2 separate regions of the Homo sapiens genome follow, and region 2 is linked to region 1. The links are chromatin loops, found by intact Hi-C in ENCODE. Cell type or tissue: K562. All regions are shown on one strand. Links, peaks and the distances in the headings refer to the core of each region. The heading gives the core; the rest is flanking DNA. Region 1 holds the start of LOC101927018 (a long non-coding RNA gene). Region 2 holds the start of SPAG5 (sperm associated antigen 5).

Region 1 (2,906 bases), core at 246-2,745:
TGTTGGCCAGGCTGGTCTTGAACTCCTGATCTCGAGTGATCCACCAGCCTCGGCCTCCCAAAGTGCTGGGATTCCAGGTGTGAGCCACCACGCCCAGCCCAAAACTGTTGATTGGAATACCTTGTCTCCTCCATGTCCTCTCTCATAGCATGACAGCAGGGCTCTGAGATGGAACTTTCCAAGCATATTTCTTAAAAAATAGAATCTGCAGATCTCTTAAGGCCAAGCTTTGGAAGTTGCAACATTGTCACCTCTGCTGCATTCTGTGGTCAAAGCAAGTCATAAGACAAGCACAATTCAAGAGGAGGGAAAGGGACTACCTGTGGATGGGAGGCAGAGCAGATAATTTGCAGCTGTCTTTAATCCATCACAGCTGATTGAGGCAGGTATGAAAGGATGAATAGAGTTTTGACAGGCATAGCTTTCTAAAGGAAGAGTATTCTAGAGGAAGAAATAGGAAGTCTTCCATTTGAATAGTGGGAAGAGCACCTGAAGGGGTCTGGGAAGATGGAACGGTGGGACCATGTGACAGGGCTTTGAACAGCAGTTAGAAAAGCTTGGCTCTACACTAACAGGCTTTAAGAAAACAGTGTGGAGGACCTCTCAGTTATTTTATTATACCTTTCCCTACAAACCCAGTGTTAATAGCTCTGGATTTGGCTTCTCTCTCTAAGGTGTGGGAAGGGATGGTCACTCCTTAGGTTATTATGAGTGATGCTGACTTAGGCATTTTGGAGGAGACAACCCTAGCAGTCCTGCAGGACTGGCCACAATAGGAGTTTAGGAACATGCAAACCTAGCTAGGCTTTTCCTACTGCCTCAAAGGGCTAGTTATTTAGTCTTGCCCTTGTCTGTTCCCCACAGTAACCCTCCACTGAGTGAAGAAATGTTGCCTCCTGGAGAGTGGATGTGTCACCGGTGCACTGTTCGCCGAAAGGTAATAATGCTGCTTTCTGAAGACTGTCCAGAAAGCCTGATCCAGAGCACTGATATGCTAGAGCTAAGACGGCCTAGCCCTGAAGGCATTCTTGTCCCTTCTTCTTGTCTCTTCCAGCCCTGGAATCACCCCACTCTTCCCATGGTGACTGTTTGGAATCCAGTAGGGCCTAAAAATCCAAACATGGGCTGCTGAAATGGGCAGAAGAGGTGTGTTAACTTACTGAGCCATGTTTAGTCACTAGTGACAGGAGTAGTCTTACCTTCTTGTTGTCCTCCTAATAAGTGGCCTTATCCATGGCTGAAAAACAAAGGCTGCTTCTCCAGCTTGATGGAAAATGGAGTTTTCTCTCACCCCAGGGCAAATAAGTCACTGGTATCCAGAGACTTGGCATACTGACGGAGAGGATTTTGAACGCATTTGTACCCCAAGTTGCCTAATCTTTCTTTAGCTTCCCTTCCTTCAGCTTTGATAATTCAGTACTGGCTTCAAGAACATGGTTTATTATTTTCTACTTTGAGAACTCTTGTGGGTAACAAGAGCTAAATTCTCCCTTATTAAAAAAGGAAGTAGGTGTGCTTGCACCCAAATTATGATTGACCCAACCCTCAAATTACAGGCTATGGATTAGAATTTGTCTGTGCATTGTAATCCACCCCCCTGTGCTCCCCACACTAATTATACACCAAGCAACTTTCCTATGTTGTGACCTCACCTCTATTTGCCTGGTCCCCGAACATGATGTCACAATGAATGATGACTTCCTTGGTTGCAGAAACAGGATGAGATGATTAAGATTGTGGTTTATGTGTGTAACAGTTTCAGCCTTTAAGAAAGAAAGTAAACAAGCAGACATTATTTTTCAAATACGTGCATAAGGGTTCATATTTAAAAGCAAGCCAAAGCCAGGTCAACCACCTAACCACAGCTGTAGTTAAATTTCTCCATAAACCAGGCTGTCTTCCAGCCTCTCCACCTTCCAAGATCCTTTCCTGTGCATCCCTAATTAGGTTAGAGCAGGGCCTGTTAGAGGCACCTGCCAGCCAGGAGCCCTCTCAAACTTGCCACTCAAAAAAGCTGGACCTGAAAAGGTTTAGGGGAGCTGAAGGAAAAGGGGTAAAGACGGTGGAGAAAAGGAAATATTATGTTAGTGCCCATCGTGTGCCAGGTGTTTTAATTACGTTATCCCATTATCTATCCATCCAGCCATAGATGGATACCGAATGCTGGCCGTAGGTTTCCATTTTAGAAAGGAAGAAACGGAGGCTCAAAAATGTAGATTAACTTTCCCAAGGACTCAAAGGTATTGACAGAACCAATGTTTGAACCAAATTCTCTCATTCCAAACCTCTGTTACCTCTTCATCAGTTTTCTAGAAGGAGAGCTACTTGTTGGGGATTACAGTATGCCCTTTTCTAACATGGCACTTCTCCTGAGATGCCTCTCTTACCTTTCACATGGACCTCTGCCTACCAGTGCCAAGTCTGCCTTTTCCACCATCACCAGCACTACTCCCCTTTGGCCTCTTGTATTTACACTGAAGTGGATTGAAATAATACATCCTCTGGCCTTCATCAGCTCCTGACATTCAGGCCCTATCATGATTCGTAGTGGAAGACTAGGTCCTACTCCAACTCCAAATTATCCCTTTCGTATATATGACCCTTTTTATCTCCCTCCACCATATCCCTGAGAGGAGGAGGAGAAAGATTTTTCTGTCTCATTTTACAGATGAAGAAATTCCTGCCCACCAGCCTGAGTCACCACAAGGTCAGAGGGGATCCGTGGCAGAAATAGGACAAGATCACAGGTCTCCTACCTGGAGATCAGTGTTAAACCTTCATTTGACCACTCTATTTGGAGTCCTGGAGGAAAATGTACTATCAGATATCCAGTCCTACTGAGTACACTTAATCTTTTTCCATTTCCCCACTTTCTAAGAAGTGTCACTTATTTTGAGCAAAGTTTT
Region 2 (2,906 bases), core at 312-2,811, 330 kb after region 1:
ATGTATTTTATTTAACCCAATATTCCTAAAATATTTCAATATGTAAACAGTATTAAAAAAAAAAAATATATATATATATATTTTTTTTTTTTTTTGAGACAAGGTCTTGCTTTGTCGCCCAGGCTAGAGTGCAGTGGGATGATCATAGCTCACAGCAGCCTTGAACTAGGTTCAAGCGATCCTCCCAAGCTGGGATTATAGGTGTGTGCCCCCAACCCTGCCACCCCTGGCTTAACTTTTTTTTTTTTTTGAGACGGAGTCTAGCTCTGTCACCCAGGCTGGAGTGTAGTGGTGCCATCTCAGCTCACTGCAACCTCCGCCTCCCAGGTTCAAGAGATTCTTCCTGCCTCAGCCTCCCAAGTAGCTGGGATTACAGGCGTGTGCCACCACACCTGGCTAATTTTTGTATTTTTAGTAGAAACGGGGTTTCGCCGTGTTGGGCAGGCTGGTCTCGAACTCCTGACCTCAGGTGATCCGCCTGCCTCGGCCTCCCGAAGTGCGGGATTATAGGCGTGAGCCACCGTGCCCGGCCCAAATTTTTTTTTTGTAGACATAGGTCTCACTATATTGCCGAGGCAGGTCTCGAACTCCTGGGCTTAAAGGATCCTCCTGCCTCTGTCTCCTCCGTGCTGGGATTACAGGCATGAGCCACCGCACCTGGCGATATTTTGCATTCTTTTTTTCATACGACGTGTTTGAAATCCAGTTTGTACAGTGTTTTACATTTATAGCACATTCCCACTGGGACTAGTCACATCTGAAGTGCTCAAAAGCCACTATGGCTAGGGCTAACGTACTGGACAACACAATGCTAGAGGAGCCCGTCCCTGAGGACGCTGCAGTTTATAACATCATAGTTCCTCCTCTTTGGACTGCTGCTTTCCCCCTATGTATTAAGACTTGCAGAGTGTAAACAGGGCGCCGTGAGTGTGCAAAGCACACACACCTTCGCAAACGGCTCACTCTGAATACTGACCTTTCGGCTGTCCTACCTTCAACAGGTTTCCCGTGCATAGGAGATCCAAGACAGCAGAAGGCAGGAGCTGGCGGGACAGGGAGGAAGAGCGGCTCTGCCGTTTACTATCTGTGTGACGCTGAGCAAATTACACACGGTCTCTCTGACTCAGCTCCTTCCTGTCACAAATGGGGATATTTATAGTATTTCTCACTACGTAGGTCCTTATGCGCATTAAATGAGCTACTACACGGCATTCGGCATAGCGCCAGGCACACACTCAATGTTCAATACATGTAGGCGGTTAGCCCAGTAAACTGGTAGCCGGCCTGAGTAAGTCCCAGGAAAAGCCCAGAAACTCTGGAGACATTACAGCCCAGGTCGAGAACCACGGCCCGGGCCGTCCCGGACGCGGGCCCACCAAGCCTAGGGAAGCCGCTCGGCACCGCTTCGGCTTCTAGACTCCCTGGCCGGCTCTTTCCCGTCAAGGCTGCGGCTGGAGAGGACTGAGGGAGACCTAGGGAGAGGATTCCTCTTCTCCATCCACGGAGACAACTTGGATATGAACACCATGGATGTGAGGAGGTCCGCTGGAAGCAGGAGGGATGGACTCCTGGACTCTCCAGCTACCTGCGTGGTCCTCCCCGGTGTGAGGACAGAAGACCGGTCCTGGGCCGGGCCCGCATCCAGCCCTACCGCCGGTGTCTGAGGTGAGGGCTCCGTCAGCGGAAAACGCTCGACAACGGAGGGGCAGGCAGGGCCGGGGGCGTGGTCAACGCGGGCCCCGCCCCCCGGGCTCTACCCCCGAGCGTACGCGCGCGCCTGAAGCAGCCAACCAGGAAGCGCAGAGCAGGTTCAAACACAGACGGCGGGTGAACATGGCGTCCTCGACTTGGTCTGAGACGTGATAGGCCTGCCTTCTGGTTGAAGATGTGGCGAGTGAAAAAACTGAGCCTCAGCCTGTCGCCTTCGCCCCAGACGGTAAGCGGGAGATCTCTGGCGGAGAGAACTGGGCCGGGCTGCTGTCGCGGGGGCACCGGCCGTGTCTACTGTCCTGGAAAGTTGGGTCGAGCCCGGGGTTGGGGGCTTGTGGAGTCTTTGTTCGCCTTGCTGCTCCTGCGCGACTAGGGTGCGAGCGTACTCTTCTAATCGCATTTTGGGCTTCTTAGGGAGGGAGGAGGGGCGGGCTGGCAGAACCCAGGCTTCCTCACACTCGCCCTCTTTCTTGGTTTCTTTCTCAGGGAAAACCATCTATGAGAACTCCTCTCCGTGAACTTACCCTGCAGCCCGGTGCCCTCACCAACTCTGGAAAAAGATCCCCCGCTTGCTCCTCGCTGACCCCATCACTGTGCAAGCTGGGGCTGCAGGTGAGATTCGCCTGGACAGCTTCTCGACTGGGCTGTTTGCCCAGGGTGAGAGCTCAGGGGAACAGAGGGCCAGGGCTACAATAATTAATAACGATAATGAAGTCTTCTACGTCGGTGACATCCATTTACAGCTATTCAGGCCAACAGAGAGGTGCCCTAGGGTGGTTAAAGGAAATCCAGTGAGAACTTGAATCTCTGTTTAGCTGTTAGTTTTTATTACCTCCTCCTCCTCCCTTCGACCTTTATCAAACTATTGAGAAATCCTACCACCCTGATTAGTGCTCTTCCTCCAACATGGGGTCACTTACGGAAAGGTCAGTCACCTGCAAGATTGAGGCAATATCCATTTACTCTAGGAGGTAGTTAGAACTCTCCTGGGATCAAGTTACACCACTGGAAGGTAGGGTACTTGAATCACCTTAGTTTAAACTAGCTCCTTGCAGAATTGCCCTCACTGATTTGTACTTTTGTTAAACGTTTTGAGAGACGTAGCCATGTAGAAACTGCATTTCAGTTGCTGTCAAAACTTGTCAAGGAAGCAGCTTGACTCCTGTATAAGATTCCTCCAAGAAAGGCTTTAGGAC

Evidence for each region. Hi-C counts contacts between places; a loop is a spot of excess contacts. Peaks named below come from ENCODE experiments on the same cell type or tissue, not always from the same donor. Only the 100,000 strongest peaks of a DNase experiment are listed, where the experiment ranks them.
Region 2: a loop joins it to region 1, with 5 times the contacts of the local background. A loop is called at or near these places in 1 of 110 quality-filtered maps.

What each region holds. Positions count from the first base shown.
Region 1 is chr17:28,925,022-28,927,927 of GRCh38, reverse strand. It overlaps PHF12 (PHD finger protein 12), which reads left to right. Exons shown (of 15, transcript NM_001033561.2): 3 at 865-937. It overlaps LOC101927018 (a long non-coding RNA gene), which reads right to left and starts at 1,653. Exons shown (of 2, transcript NR_110803.1): 1 at 1,200-1,653. RefSeq lists enhancers at 1,652-1,831, 1,852-1,901. In K562, for the core only: no CTCF peak of the experiment used is centred there; DNase peaks (open chromatin) are centred at 1,657 and 2,669.
Region 2 is chr17:28,597,926-28,600,831 of GRCh38, reverse strand. SPAG5 (sperm associated antigen 5) reads left to right here and starts at 1,807. Exons shown (of 24, transcript NM_006461.4): 1 at 1,807-1,936; 2 at 2,197-2,322. The coding sequence starts at 1,886. It overlaps SPAG5-AS1 (SPAG5 antisense RNA 1), which reads right to left and starts at 1,699. Exons shown (of 3, transcript NR_040012.1): 1 at 1,586-1,699; 2 at 977-1,134. RefSeq lists enhancers at 1,297-1,376, 1,601-2,145 and a silencer at 1,587-1,896. In K562, for the core only: no CTCF peak of the experiment used is centred there; DNase peaks (open chromatin) are centred at 801, 1,121 and 1,751; H3K4me3 peaks cover 2,443 bases.